2 separate regions of the Homo sapiens genome follow, and region 2 is linked to region 1. Evidence: chromatin contacts called from ENCODE Hi-C or POLR2A ChIA-PET data. All regions are on one chromosome and are shown on one strand. The core of a region is the stretch at or near the end of the contact, and the rest is flanking DNA. Distances in the headings are between cores, read along the strand shown. Region 1 has its middle 19 kb from the start of SLF2. Region 2 overlaps PDZD7 (PDZ domain containing 7).

The links. A loop is a pair of places that touch in the nucleus more often than their neighbours do. ChIA-PET counts read pairs that join two places held with the same protein, here RNA polymerase II (POLR2A). Pooled maps may share reads with other maps.
Region 2: a pooled map shows a loop between it and region 1 (3-fold over the local background). The contact joins two enhancer-like sites. A Hi-C loop is called at or near these places in 1 of 168 maps with a recorded cell type or tissue (PC-9) and 2 of 50 pooled maps. POLR2A ChIA-PET finds 5 or more read pairs at or near these places in 4 of 52 experiments (AG04449, HEK293T, IMR-90 and 1 more).

The regions. Positions count from the first base shown.
Region 1 is chr10:100,890,707-100,897,739 of GRCh38, reverse strand. No RefSeq gene overlaps it. Among named protein-coding and RNA genes, the nearest start is that of SLF2, 19 kb to the left of the region's middle. RefSeq lists enhancers at 6,734-7,028, 6,553-7,033. Within about 2 kb of position 2,244, at least 2 of the 41 ENCODE cell types and tissues checked have a DNase peak (open chromatin) inside an H3K27ac peak, as active enhancers do.
Region 2 is chr10:101,007,719-101,014,831 of GRCh38, reverse strand. It overlaps PDZD7 (PDZ domain containing 7), which reads left to right. Exons shown (of 17, transcript NM_001195263.2): 12 at 2,574-2,665; 13 at 2,816-2,907; 14 at 3,071-3,142; 15 at 3,949-4,560; 16 at 5,482-5,582; 17 at 5,982-7,113. The coding sequence ends at 6,365. LZTS2 (leucine zipper tumor suppressor 2) reads right to left here. Exons shown (of 5, transcript NM_001318100.2): 5 at 6,999-7,113. Among named protein-coding and RNA genes, the nearest start is that of LZTS2, 11 kb to the right of the region's middle. RefSeq lists enhancers at 541-590, 1,559-1,688, 5,193-5,873, 5,874-6,555. Within about 2 kb of position 1,876, at least 22 of the 41 ENCODE cell types and tissues checked have a DNase peak (open chromatin) inside an H3K27ac peak, as active enhancers do.

The DNA of each region.
Region 1 (7,033 bases), core at 995-3,494:
TATTTTATATAAATTTCAAAATTTATATTATATTTTTATATTATATTTACATTTTTAATTTTATTATAAAAATAAATTTTGTAAACTTTACATATATATTTATATCTATTAAATATTCATATATGCAGGGAAAGCAATCTGGATAAATACACCTCAACTTAAAAGTGGTTATATCTCTGAAAGACAGGATTTTAACATCTACCTTATATGTTTCTGTAACTTTTGACATTTTCACAATGAGTATGAGTTATTTTTGTAATCAGGAAAACAATGAAGGTTAAAAACAACATAAAATATAAAGTGCAGGCAGTGGACAGTTAGGCCTTGTCCAAGAATGTCACTCGTCAGTTGTATGGTTGTGTGTGGTCTCACCTCGGTGTAGGCTACTGAGATATTGCTGCCCAGTCTGAAGCTTCACCCTTGATTCACTGCAGTTTCCTTTGATTCCTCTGTCCTGCTGCTGCCACCTCTGACCTGTGTTCCCCTTGTCAGATGGGGCTTGCTTGACATTCATCTGACTATTAAGATTCCAACCCCTATTTTTCTCTTTTCCAGCTGACCCCCTGGAATTGACATTACCTCAGACCCTCTAATAAATCATCAGCTCTTTTTCCTATGTAAACAGACCCTCTGGGCTGTCTTCTTGTGTGATTCAGAGCTTTATGTAAATATTCTGGCAAGCTGGGTCAATATAAAATGTGGACGTGGGGCCGGGCATGGTGGCTCGTGCCTGTAATCCCAGCACTTTGGGAGGCAGAAATGGGAAGATTACTTGAGGCCAGGAGTTCGAGATCAGCCTGGGCAACATATCAAGACTTCCTTCTCTACCAAAAAAAAAAAAAAAATTAGCTGGGCATGACGGCATGCTCCTATAGCCCTAGTTACTTGGAAGGCTGAGGTAGGAGGATTGCTTGAACTCAGGAGTTTGAGGCTGCAGTGAGCTATGATTGTACCACTACACTCCAGCCTGGGTGACAGAGATTCTGTTTCTAAAATAAATAAATAAATACATACATAAGTAAATGAAATGTAGATACAATCATTTAAAGATATTGAGCACAGTGAGTTTTCATAAGCTGTGTTTAAATGGGAGGTAGCAATGGTACCAGCATAAAAGCCAGCTTTGGCCAGGTGCGGTGGCTCACTCCTGTAATCCCAGCACTTGGGAAGGCTGAGGCGGGCGGATCACTTAAGGACAGGAGTTCGAGACTAGCCTGGCCAACATGGTGAAACCCTGTCTCTACTAAAAAATACAAAAATTAGTCATACGTGGTGGTGGCCACCTGTAATCCCAGCTACTCGGGGGGCTGAGGGAGGAGAATCACTTGAACCCGGGAGATGGAGATTGTAGTGAGCTGAGATCATGCCACTGCACTCCAGTGCACTCCAGCCTGGGCAACAGAGTGAGATTCTGTCTTAAAAAAAAAAAAAAGCTAGCCTTTCCCGGGCGGAGGATGCTCACTGGAACACAGAGCCGGACAAAAAGTGGCCAGTTGGCAGCAAGGAGACTACAATGTTTGGAGAGGAGGGGTATCAGGTGGTGATGGGGGACTTTGATGGGCTGAGGGGACTTCTCTGAGTGGAGAATTCATCAGGGGCTGGTGCTTCCTGAAGACAAAGGCTGCTGGGGCCAACTGGGATTTACTGGGCTTTAGCTAATCCTTGGTTTGGAGACACACAGATTACCTGTCTGGCCTATTTGTTAATGTGTTATACAGAGATGAAAACCCAATAAAAGAGAGGCCTGGGAGAACAGAACTCCTGTGAGGTGAGAGGCCCCCTCCCCAATGTAAAGCTGATGGCCACTCTGAGTGGGTCTTGCTTGATGGATAGTTGGCTACCCAAGGAGAGAGAGAGGGAGGGAGGGAGAGAGGGAGAGAGAAAGGAGAGAGAGTTGAAAGGGAGGGTAGCACCCAGTGAGGGCTTCCAGTAACCATTTCAGAAAGGAGTCGATGGCACAGATGGGAGAACTGCAAAAAAAATTTAAAAAGAAAGAAAAAAAGACAAACCAAAAATAAAGGAGTCAAGAGGCAGGCGGGGGAACCAAACCTTGTTACACCTGTAAGATTCTTGATTATGTGTGGCTTCCTCAATCGTGTTGTTTATATTTTCCACGTCTGTTTCCATGGTGATTAGCAGTAAATCAGTAGCAGCAAAGCAATAAAAGCTTTAAAATAAAATGTATTTGTCTTTGGGGAGCAGCAAGAAAGGAGGAGCTGGGGAGGCTGGCAAAGGTACCTCCCCAAGGAGAGGAAAGCAGGCTGGTTCCAGGACCCACTGCAAGAAGGTGAAGGAGATCTAGACTTGGCAGCAAGCTTGGGTGGAGGAGGATCCTTGGGGCTTATTTAAAAAACAACTACAACAACGAAAACCCCAGCCCTTCTATTATTTTGCTTGTCCTTCCATTGTGGCATTTATTTCACACCTACTTGGAGATAATAAATTACCCTGTGGTCTGGGTGCGGTGGCTCACGCCTGTAATCCCAGCATTTTGGGAAGCTGAGGCGGGTGGATCACTTGAGTCCAGGAGTTTGAGACCAGCCTGACCAACATGGAGAAACCCCGTCTCTACTAAAGCTACAAAAACTAGCCGGGCATAGTGGCACACGCCAGTAGTCCCAGCTACTTTGGAGGCTGAAGTGAGAGGATTGCTCAATCAAGCCCAGGAGGCAGAGGTTGCAGTGAGCTGAGACTGAGCCACTGCACTCCAGGCTGGGTGACAGAGTGAGATTCTGTCTCAAATAAATAAATATGTAAATAATCCTGTGATCATTTGCTTTTATATTTTCAGCTAGATGTAAGAATGAAACCATGTCTCACGTGTTCCTATATTCCCAAGCAGCTGATACAGAACAGGGCATGTTTCAAGGGCTCAATATATTTTTCTTTCTTTTTTTGGTTAAAAAGAATCTTACTTCTATATACATATGTATAATGCATAAATGTGCCCTTTTTACTTCCTCTTTTTGCTTGGCTTCCTCCTCCCCATCTTCTCAAAGTCATACAATCATATGCAAATAGAATGCACACATACATATATAGATTTTTTTGTCTATATATATTTCAAAAAATATGATTATATGATATTATACACTTTTCTGCCACTTGCTTTTTTTTTTCCCTCAACAATACCTTGGAAATCTACCAAGCAAACTTCTGCAATACAATCTCATTCTTTTTTTTTTTTGAGATGGAGTCTCACTCTGTCGCCCAGGCTGGAGTGGAGGGACAAGATCTTGGCTCACTGTGGCCTTGACCTCCCAGGTTCAGGTGATCCTCCTACCTCAGCCTCCTGAGTAGCTGGGACTACAAGCACAAGCCACCATGCCTGGCTAATTCTTTGTATTTTTTTTTATAGAGATGGGGTTTTGTCATGTTGCCCAGGCTGGTCTTGAACTCCTGTACTCAAGCAATCAGCCTGCGTCAGCCTCCCAAGGTGCTTGGATTACAGGTGTGAGCCACCATGTCTGGCCCGTCATTCTTTTTAATAGCCAGAGGTGTGGCTGTGCTATATATAACTTATTCAAGGTGTGGCTCAGCTGGAGCTCCTGGATTTCTGGAGCTGATTGTTCACATTTCTTTCCAACCTGGCACTCAGTGACATCAGGCTGGTAGCTTGAAATGAGGCATGACGGGAATATTCACATCATAGAAATCTGCAAACACTGCAAACCAGGGCTTTTTCCTGGTTTTAACTAGCATACCACTCGGTGCCTATTACTGGGTTTTAATTTGTTTCTGTCTTTTTTCCTCAGGGATGGGGAGAAGAATGGCCAGTACAAACAATCCTAATATGTATGTGTGTGTGTGTGTGTGTGTGTGTGTGTGTGTGTGTGTGTGTGTGTGTGTGTACGTATGTATGTATAATCTCTTGGCATTTGCTCTTCTATGGGATATAAGAGTGTGATTGATGGGTCAAAGGGAATATATATTTTCAATTTCTAAAGATGTTTCCAGATTATAGAGGGTTGTGGAAATTTGCATTTCTACCAGCAGTATAAAAACTGTTTTCCTTCTATCCCTGTCAGCAATGGAAATTACCCTCATTTTAATTTTTGCTAGTCTAAAAGGTATAAAATAATATCTCATTGTATTTTAATTTGCATCTCTCTGAATACTAATAATTTTGAGCTTCTTTCCCTATGTGTGTTGACCATTTAAATATGCTCTTTTGTGAGGTGTCTGTTGATGCCCTTTGCCTATTTTTCTATTATTTGTATCCCTTTTGTCCGTTTATAAAATCTTTTTATTTTTAAAAAATCATCTGTCCTATACATTACAAATATTTTCTCCCAAATCTGTTGTTTGTCTACTGACTTTGTTTTATCTTTTGCCATACAAAAGTGTTTTTTAATTGTTATAAGGTAAAATAAAATGTGTCTATATTTTCTTTTATAGCTTCTGGATTTCCAGTCTTGGTTTACAAAGCACCTCCCTTCCTGCCTCCATATTGAACATGTAGCCTCCTAAATTTCCAAGTTGTTATTGTCTTATTTTTTACATTTGTTTTTAATCTATATGGAGTTTATATTTGTATGTGGTATAAAATAGGAGTCCCATTTTATTTTCTTCCAGATGGAAGTTGTCTTGGTGCCATTTATTAAATAATCCATTCTTTCATGGAATTGAAACACGAAGTATGTCATATAGTAAATTTTCATGTATATACTTGGTCTATTTCTGGGTTCTCTATTTTATTCCAGTGATCCATTTATCTATTCCCATGCCAATACCAAATTGATTTAATTACGGTGGTTTTATAGTACATTCTGTTGTCTAGGAAGACAAGTCTCACCCTTTATGTTTCTTTTTTTAACATATTTTTTGCCATTCTAAAGCATTTATCCTTCTATATAATTTTAGGATGATTTTATTTAATTTTTCCTCCAAATCAAAACTTTTTTGTTATCTAATTAGAATTGTATCAAATGTGTCCATTAATTTTGGAAAAGTTGACATTTTCATCAATATTCTTTTATCCATTCCAAATATATTTACTGAGTACCTACTTTGCAACAAGCTCTGGAGATACAGCAGTGAAGAAGACAGACATGGTCCCTACTGTCTTTGAGTCCAGGTTGTTTTGTTTATAAATAAGTGGTCCAGTAATTCCACTCTTGGGTGTATACCCAACAGCAATGAGTGCTAATAACAACAAAACCAGGTGCAGTGGTGCACATCTGTAGTCCCAGCTACTCAGAGGTAGAGGCAGGAGGATCACTTGAGGCCAGGAGTTTGAGGCTGCAGTGCATCATGATCATGTGGGAGAATAGCCACTGCACTCCAGCCTGGGCAACACAGTGAGACCCCCATCTCTAAAAGAAAAAAAATGAGTGCTAACATCCACCATGAAACAGACACAAGAGTATTCATAGCAGTTTTATGCATAATAGACAAAAACTGGAAGTAACACAAATGTTCCAACAGTAGAATGCATAAATTGTGGTATATTTCTACAACGGATTACCACACAAGAGTGAAAAAGAATGAACTATTGATTCCCACAACACCATAGATGAATCTCACAGATATATTGAGCATGAGAAGGTAAACACAAAAGAGTATATACTAAGTGATTCCATTTCTTTTTTTTTTTTTTTTTTTTGAGATGGAGTCTCACTTTGCTGCCCAGGCTGGAGTACAGTGGTACGATCTGGGCTCACTGCAAGCTCTGCCTCCCGGATTCACACCATTCTCCTGCCTCAGTCTCTTGAGTAGCTGGGACTACAGGTGCCTGTCACCATGCCCGGCTAATTTTTTTTTTTTTTGTATTTTTAGTAGAGATGGGGTTTCACCGTGTTAGTCAGGATGGTCTCGATCTCCTGACCTCGTGATCCGCCCACCTCGGCCTCCCAAAGTGCTGGGATTACAGGCGTGAGCCACTGCACCCAGCCAAGTGATTCCATTTCTATGAAACTTAAAAAACAGGCAAAACTTATTTAGAGAGAGGGTAGAATGTGGCTACTTTTGGGAGGTGGATGCATATTGACTGTGAGGAGACACGAGGGAATCTTCTGGAATGGGGGTCATGCTTCACATTCGATCTGGCTGGTGGTTACATGAATACACATACAGTATACCTTCATCAAGCCAGACACTGTGAACCATCCATTTTACTGTCTGCAAGTTGTACTTCAATTAAAACCAAAAAGGATAAAGGTAAACTTTTCCACACAGAATTCCCCCCTCCACATCAGGGTGCCTAGGATAAGCAGCCATCCATCTGTGGACCTCTGTCTTATGCCTTCTCCATCTCTGAAACACTGAGTTTTCTAGTGCTTTCTAGGCTGGGCTATTGCAATCTGGAATCTACAGCAGCTGCTGCTCATATCATCATTTTCCAGCCCTCCTTTAAAAAACGCATTAAAAAAAATCTTGATGGACTACAGTATTGTGGAAAAGCAACAGACCTGGACCAGCGAGCTCAGACTCCCTCTCCCCGACTGGTCAATGAGAAACCCTGGGTTTATGTGCCTTACCCCCAAAAGAGTTATAAAGTTTAGTAAGTGCCTGGAAAGCAGGCAAGACTCTGCGATGCAATCTGGATCACCCATTACCAATTTGCTTTGCTCATCCACCGTAGTGGCTGGGCCTTATGCTTCCTAGGGGAAAATGAGCAGTTTGAATGCCTGCCCCCTCCTTCTCTCCTCTCCCATCTTATCCACTCTCCTCCCTTTGTTCTCCATTAATGTGTTCTCTAATGTGGGGGTGCCCATATTTGTGGCTATTTGGGGAGAAAACTTTGAGCCAAACTTGGGGCTTCACACATAACCCCAAGTTGTAAGCATGCGATGTAGCCTGCAGAGGTTACAAAAGGCAGATTACCATGTGGTGCTGCGGTTGCAGTTATTTCATGCCATTTTGTATTTCCGCTCTCTAGGGTAGTGACTCACTGCTTTCCAGTTCAATGTGAGGACATGTCCCACAGTGTTGACTGCCTGATGCTCCTGGAGGACATTCCTAACCCACCACTCACCAAGTTATTAGAAATCTAACTCCGAAATCACTAATCCCCAAATAGCCTCTATTCTCT
Region 2 (7,113 bases), core at 627-3,126, 120 kb before region 1:
TTACTCAAAGTGGGGCTGTGTTGTATGTCTGTGTGGTGTGTGCACTGGCGTGTCTGTGGGGTACCTGGTTTGTACTGATATGACTGCATGATTGTGTGTGTGTGTGTGCATGTGAGCAAGCACGTGTCTGGCTAGCGTGTGTGTGTGTGTGTGTGTGTGTCCATGCATTGTCACCTGGAGACTGAGACATGGTCATTTATGCATCCTGTTATCAAGGCCCGGTTTGCAGCAGAGCTGCAGATAGGGGTGTGTGCTGGGGGAAGCTAAGGGGCTTTGGGCTAAACTCAGAAAGTGTCACCCTTAGCTCCCAGCGCTAAGTAGGGCAGCGTGTACCAGCCTCCAGTGGGCCGGCAATGCAGGCTTTGGCCACGAGGTGGGGCTCTGGGTCTGTCTCTTTGGAGGCTCCTTTTCCCTCATCCCTCCCTTCTCCTCTGCCCAAACCTCCCACTTGTGCCCCCATACCACCTGCCGAGCTCAACCACCACCCAAACCTGACCCAAGCCCCCCACACCAAGAGATCAGACCCTCTGCGATGGAGCCCTGGCTGGAGTGATGAGTAAAGTTCTCCTAGTGACTGGGGCATGTAGCCCTGAACTCCAGGCTTCCCTTCTCTCCCCATGTGAGCCATCTCTCTACAGCTGCCAGACCAGGAATCAGAAACCCCTGTCTGGTTGGCCAGGCACGGTGGCTCACGCCTGTAATCCCAGCACTTTGGGTGGCCGAGGTGAGCGGATCACCTGTAGTCAGGAGTTCGAGACCAGCCTGTCCAACATGGTGAAACCCCATCTCTACTAAAAATACAAAAAAAAAAAAAAATAGCTGGGCATGGTGGTGGGCGCCTGTAATCCCAGCTACTCGGTAGGCTGAGGCAGGAGAATCGCTTGAACCCTGGAGGTGGAGGTTGCAGTGAGCCAAGATCGTGCCATTGCACTCCAACCTGAGAACAAGAGCGAAAATCCATCTCAAAAAAAAAAAAAAAAGAAAGAAAAGAAACCCCTGTCTGATCGCTGTACACTCCCCAGGCCACCTGGTGACCCATTGTCTTTGGCAGAGGTGACCCATTGTCTTTGGCTCTCACATTCGAGGTCCTCCCAGATTCAACTCCCTAACCCACCAACCTCCACTTTCCCACGGCCGCCGCATAGGTTTATACAGGTTACAACCTGCACAACCTCAGAGACGCTACTCATATAGTCACAGCCTGTGCAGCAGCCCTGCAGGGAGGCTCTTCATGGACCCCATGGCCACGTTTAAACCACTATCTACTCGTTTTTCCACACCACCTTTGCAACACTTTCTTCCCAACTTTTGTGCTGTTCCCTACGTCTATCTTCTAAGAGTCAGTCAAAATACCACCACCTCCATGAAGCCCACTGGGATCTTCCCACCTTCCTCTGAGACTCCCTGTGCCCCATTGCCCATGGTTTGTAGTTCACCAGGGTATGTGACTCATCTTCCCCTCGCTCCCACTAGACCCAGTTCCTGAAGATCTGAGACAGGATCATTGTGCCCCTGCTGGCCAGTACAGGGCCTGGCACTTAGTAGGTACCGAATCCAAGTCCATGGACTTAAAGCGTGTGCACATATGAGGCTGGTTCTGCACCACATGTGTCTCTCCAGACAAAAGGGAATGTATTATTGATATGTGTATGTGTGAGTCGCTGTAACTGTGTGTGGTTTGGGGCCACACACATCATTTGTATTGTATTTATTTCCAGATATTTATGAATGACTCACTCTGACCACCAAGGCATGCTCTGTCTCTGTGCCTGTGCCCATAGAAAGTGTTCTATGCGTGCGTGTCCCTGACTCAGTCTCCCTCTTGCCACGAGGGGGCGATGTGCTGTCCAAATGGGATGGCTCCCAGTGTTCAGGTCTTCAGAGTCAGTGGGGTGTGGCTGGTGGCATCCGGGCAGTGCCAGGCAGAAGGGGCTCCACCCCGCCCCCCTCCAAGGGAACTGATTGGAGAGGCCCTTCCCCAAGGCTCCTATTCTAGCCCCGAACAAAGCCTAATTTGTAGGTCTGTGTGCAGACATATGCTGGGACAGCCAGGCACACAGCCTAGAGTTTGGCTCAAATTCCTTCCTTCTGCCTGGGATGTGGGGGTGGGGAGGAGAGTCCACTCCCTGCACATCCTTTTCCGGCACCAGAGCAGGCAAGAGTTAGACTTCCCGGGTTCCAGTCCCTCTTCACACTTCCTTATCTGTGTGGCTTTGAGTGAAGTCCTTCTCTCTGAGCCTGTTTCCGCATCTGTAAAACGGGAATAATTAATGCCATTTCTCAGGGTGGTTGCTGAGAGACAGTATGTAAAAGGCTTAGAAAAGTGTCTGTCCCAAAGCTGTTATCGATGCTGTTGCCATTTATTGCAGGTCTGTTATTACTGCAGGCTTCCACCCTGTCACCAAGATCAGACCACCCTGTGGCAGCTGGGGGTGGAGTGAACCTTTCCCAAGGCACGCAGGGCTGGATAGGTCCCTACATGCGTAGAAGAAACACCTGCATGCCCTGGTGTCCCCCTCACTCAGCTCTGGAAGCCCCCACTGCTGTCTGACCTGTGCTGCCTCTATCTGCAGTATGTGCACGAGGGAGGCATAGAGGACCTGGTGAGGCCCCTGCTGGCCATCCTCGACAGGCCGGAGAAGCTGCTACTGCTGCAGGACATCAGGTGGGAGGAGGTTGCAGAGAGGGCTTGGGGGCAGGAAGGGGATCCCTGGTACCACCCCCAACCTCCCGAGGGCTGAAGGGCATCCTGGCACCTCCGGAACTGAAATCCTGCCTGCCCCTCCCACCCCTGCTGTCTCTCGCCCTCTCCCAGGAGTGTGGTGGCCCCCACAGACCTGGGCCGCTTCGACAGCATGGTGATGCTTGTGGAGCTGGAGGCTTTTGAGGCCCTCAAGAGCAGGGCAGGTCAGCAGTGGGGGGCGGGGCTTCTGGGTCCTGAGCCCTGCTGGGGGTGGGGATGGGACCCCGTGGTGGAGAGGGCTGCAGAGATTGCCGAGCCCCTTGAGCTGCCTCCGTCCCGGAGCCTGGCGGGGTACCTTGCCGCTGACCTGTTCATCTCTCCAACCAGTCCGGCCTCCTGCTTTGAGACCAGCCCGGCAGGACACGCCACCCAAGCGTCACCTTATCACCCCCGTGCCTGGTCAGTCAGAGTCCCAGAGCCCAGGGAGGGGCACAGCCCTGGGGAGATTAGGGAAAGGAGGATGGGCCTTCTACTTCTTTCCCCACTAGGGGCAGTTGTGGCTTCCAGGCACATTGTGGTTCCCTGAAGGAAAGCTCTTGTCCACCAGAGCCATTTTATCACATCTGCTGGTCACCACCTGTACTATTACTTAATAGTTGGTTTGAAACCCACTCACTTTTAAAATCTAGTCTCATTCTATGCAGTAACCTCTGAGAAATTACGTTTGGTGTGCTAGTCGTATTTTTTCTTAGACACATTAAAATAGAACGGTAACGATTCCAGCAGGAAGCATTAAAATGTAATTCTAGGCCGGGCGCGGTGGCTCACGCCTGTAATCCCAGCACTTTGGGAGGCTGAGGCGGGTGGATCGCTTGAGGTGAGGAGTAGAGACCAACCTGGCCAACATGGCGAAACCCCGTCTCTACTAAAAATACAAAAATGACCTGGGCTTTTTGGTGCACGCCTGTAATCCCAGCTACTCCGGGAGGCTGAGGCAGGAGACTCGCTTGAACCTGGGAGGTGGAGGTTGCAGTGAGCCAAAATCGCGCCACCACGCCTGGGCAACAGAGTGAGATTCCATCTCAAATAAATAAATAAGCGATTCTAATAGAACATGTCTGTCTGCCTCCCCGGTGGGTGGGCCGCACTGCAGTGGTGCCTGAACAAACTCGGGCCTGGCTCTCACAGGCCCCACACAAACCAAAGCAAGGCCTGGGTCCTGGAGAGGGGAGGAGTGGGCAGCTGACCTTGGCGCTCTTCCCCAGACAGCCGCGGAGGCTTCTACCTGCTGCCGGTGAACGGCTTCCCGGAAGAGGAAGATAATGGGGAGCTGAGGGAGCGGCTGGGGGCCCTCAAGGTCTCCCCAAGTGCCTCTGCCCCTCGCCACCCCCATAAAGGGATCCCCCCTCTACAAGACGTGCCAGTAGATGCCTTCACCCCCCTCCGAATTGCCTGCACACCCCCTCCCCAGCTACCCCCCGTGGCTCCCCGGCCCCTGCGGCCTAACTGGCTGCTGACAGAACCCCTGAGCCGAGAGCACCCTCCGCAGAGCCAGATCCGGGGCCGGGCTCAGAGCCGTAGCCGCAGCCGTAGCCGCAGCCGCAGCCGCAGCAGCCGGGGTCAAGGCAAGTCTCCAGGTAGACGCTCCCCATCCCCGGTGCCTACCCCTGCCCCCAGCATGACCAATGGGCGCTACCACAAGCCTCGGAAGGCCAGACCCCCTCTGCCACGACCTCTGGATGGGGAGGCAGCCAAGGTGGGGGCCAAGCAAGGGCCCTCGGAGAGTGGAACTGAGGGGACGGCCAAGGAGGCAGCCATGAAGAACCCCAGTGGCGAGCTGAAGACAGTGACACTGTCCAAGATGAAGCAGTCCTTAGGTGAGTCCACGTGGGACTGGGCCCGGCAGAGGACACTAGGAAGCCTGGGCCTAGGAAAAGAATCTGGAGGAGTATTGGGCCAGGCGCAGAGGCTCACACCTGTAACCCCAGCACTTTGGGAGGCTGAGGCAGGCGGATCACTTGAGGTCAGGAGGTCAAGACTAGCCTGGGCTACATGGCGAAACCCCGTTTCCACTAAAAATACAAAAGAATTAGCCGTGTGTGGTGGTGGGCGCCTGTAATCCCAGCTACTCAGAAGGCTGAGCGGGAGAATCACTTGAACCCAGGAGGCGGAGGTTGCCGTGAGCCCAACTGAGGTTGCGCCACTGCACTCCAGCCTGGGTGACAGAGTAAGACTCTGTCTCAGCCGGGCGCGGTGGCTCACGCCTGTAATCCCAGCACTTCAGGAGGCCCAGGAGGGTGGATCACCTGAGGTCAGGAGTTCAAGACCAGCCTGACCAACATGGAGAAACCCTGTCTCTACTAAAAATACAGAATTAGCCTGACATGTTGGCACATGCCTGTAATCCCAGCTACTAGGGAGGGTGAGGCAGGAGAATCGGCTGAACCCGGGAGGCGGAGGTTGCGGTGAGCCGAGATCGTGCCATTGCACTCCAGCCTGGGCAACAAGAGTGAAACTCCGTCTCAAAAAAAAAAAAAAAAAAAAAAAAAGACTCTGTCTCAAAAAATAAATAAATAAAAGGGAATTTGGGGTATTGGGGTGCAGTTGGGTGGGGTCTAGATTTGAGGGGCTGGGATCTGGAGGATTTTGGAATGAGTTGAGATTTGAGTAGTAACAGAATGTAGGGATGTGGGAGAAGTTGGGGCCTTGGATTTGGGGATGGGATTCTAGGTTTCTCCAGGGAGCTTGCATTTTGGGGTCCGGCTGCACTCTCACACGGTGTTTCTCCCTGTCACTAGGTATCAGCATTTCTGGGGGCATTGAGTCCAAGGTGCAGCCCATGGTGAAGATAGAGAAGATCTTCCCTGGGGGGGCCGCTTTCCTCAGTGGGGCCCTGCAGGTGGGTGAAGCATGCCCTGGCCCACCCTCTCAGAGCACAGCTGAAACCAGGCAGGAGGTGGGGCTGGCCATGCTCAGCTTCCAGCCAGACATGTTTAGCCCGGGTTGTGGGAGGAGGCTTGGGGTGAGGGGGTTCAGGTGAGCAGGATGAGCAGGCCCAGGGAAAACTCTGTCCCCTCATGCTAGCCTGAGCCTGAGCCCCAAGGGACAAAGAGCCCTTGTCTGTGCCCCACCCTGCCCCCAACAACTGCAGGCACAAAAGTCTCATTGTCCATCCCCTCCACCCAGATGGGGGAGGAGTGTCCTCATGGGTGGAGGTGAGAAGATGCTGCCTTCAGGTTGGGGGCTGATGCAGGGTGACATGAGGAGGGAGGGATGTGACTCTCTCACCCCACCCTAGGCTGGCTTCGAGCTTGTGGCAGTGGACGGAGAGAATCTAGAGCAGGTGACCCACCAGCGTGCAGTAGACACCATCCGTCGGGCTTATCGAAACAAGGCCCGGGAGCCCATGGAGCTTGTGGTCAGGGTCCCCGGGCCCAGCCCACGGCCCTCACCCTCTGACTCATCAGCCCTTACTGATGGGGGCCTTCCTGCTGACCACTTGCCTGCCCACCAACCCCTTGATGCTGCTCCAGTTCCTGCCCACTGGCTCCCAGAACCTCCCACCAATCCCCAGACTCCTCCCACTGATGCCAGGCTCCTCCAGCCAACTCCCAGCCCAGCCCCCTCCCCAGCCCTCCAGACTCCTGATTCTAAGCCCGCACCCTCCCCACGCATCCCATGACCCTCCCCCTAACCTCAGATTCACCCACTGACTCCAGCATCCCGTTATCCCCAGGACCTCTCCTACCAACTTCTTCAGGACTCTCCAGCTCCTGCCCACCCTGCCTCCTCCCAGTGCCACACTGGTGGCTCACATCTTTCCACTTTCTTCCCTCCTCAGCTGTCATTAAGGCTCTGCCTTAGTGTCCAAGGACAAGGTGCTAGTGGGCAGCCTGTGTCACCTGCACTCACTGCTCCCCAACCTCCCAAGCCAGGATAGGGGGTGAGAAAGCCAAGGTCTGGAGCTTGGGATTGGTGGGCACTTTCTCACATGCTGTCCCTTATGAGTCGCCCAAGCCTCCAGGGACACAGACTCTCAGACAGGGCCCTGAAGGGGTCAATGCATCCATTCCTCAACCCCAAGCAGCATTCTGTGCAAGGAAACGGATGAAAGGCTTTTCTAGTCCCTGAAATCCTGAGAGATCATTTCACGTTGGGGTCCACTAAGACCTCAGACATTCTACTGGATTTGTCCTTCCTCCATCACCTTTTCTCCCCAAGAGAGCTCTATGAGGGGGAGGAGAATAGCCAGCAAATGGTGGGGGGGGGGGGGTCAAACAAGTTCCTGTACTCTTTATCCAGCACATTCACATTATTTTTAAACAAAAAAATTTTTTTTAATTTTTTCTTTGGGTTTGTACAAGAAATTTACAGTGTGAAAAATATACAAGTGAAAACGAGGCCATAAACCTGGGTGAAGGGAGAGGCTG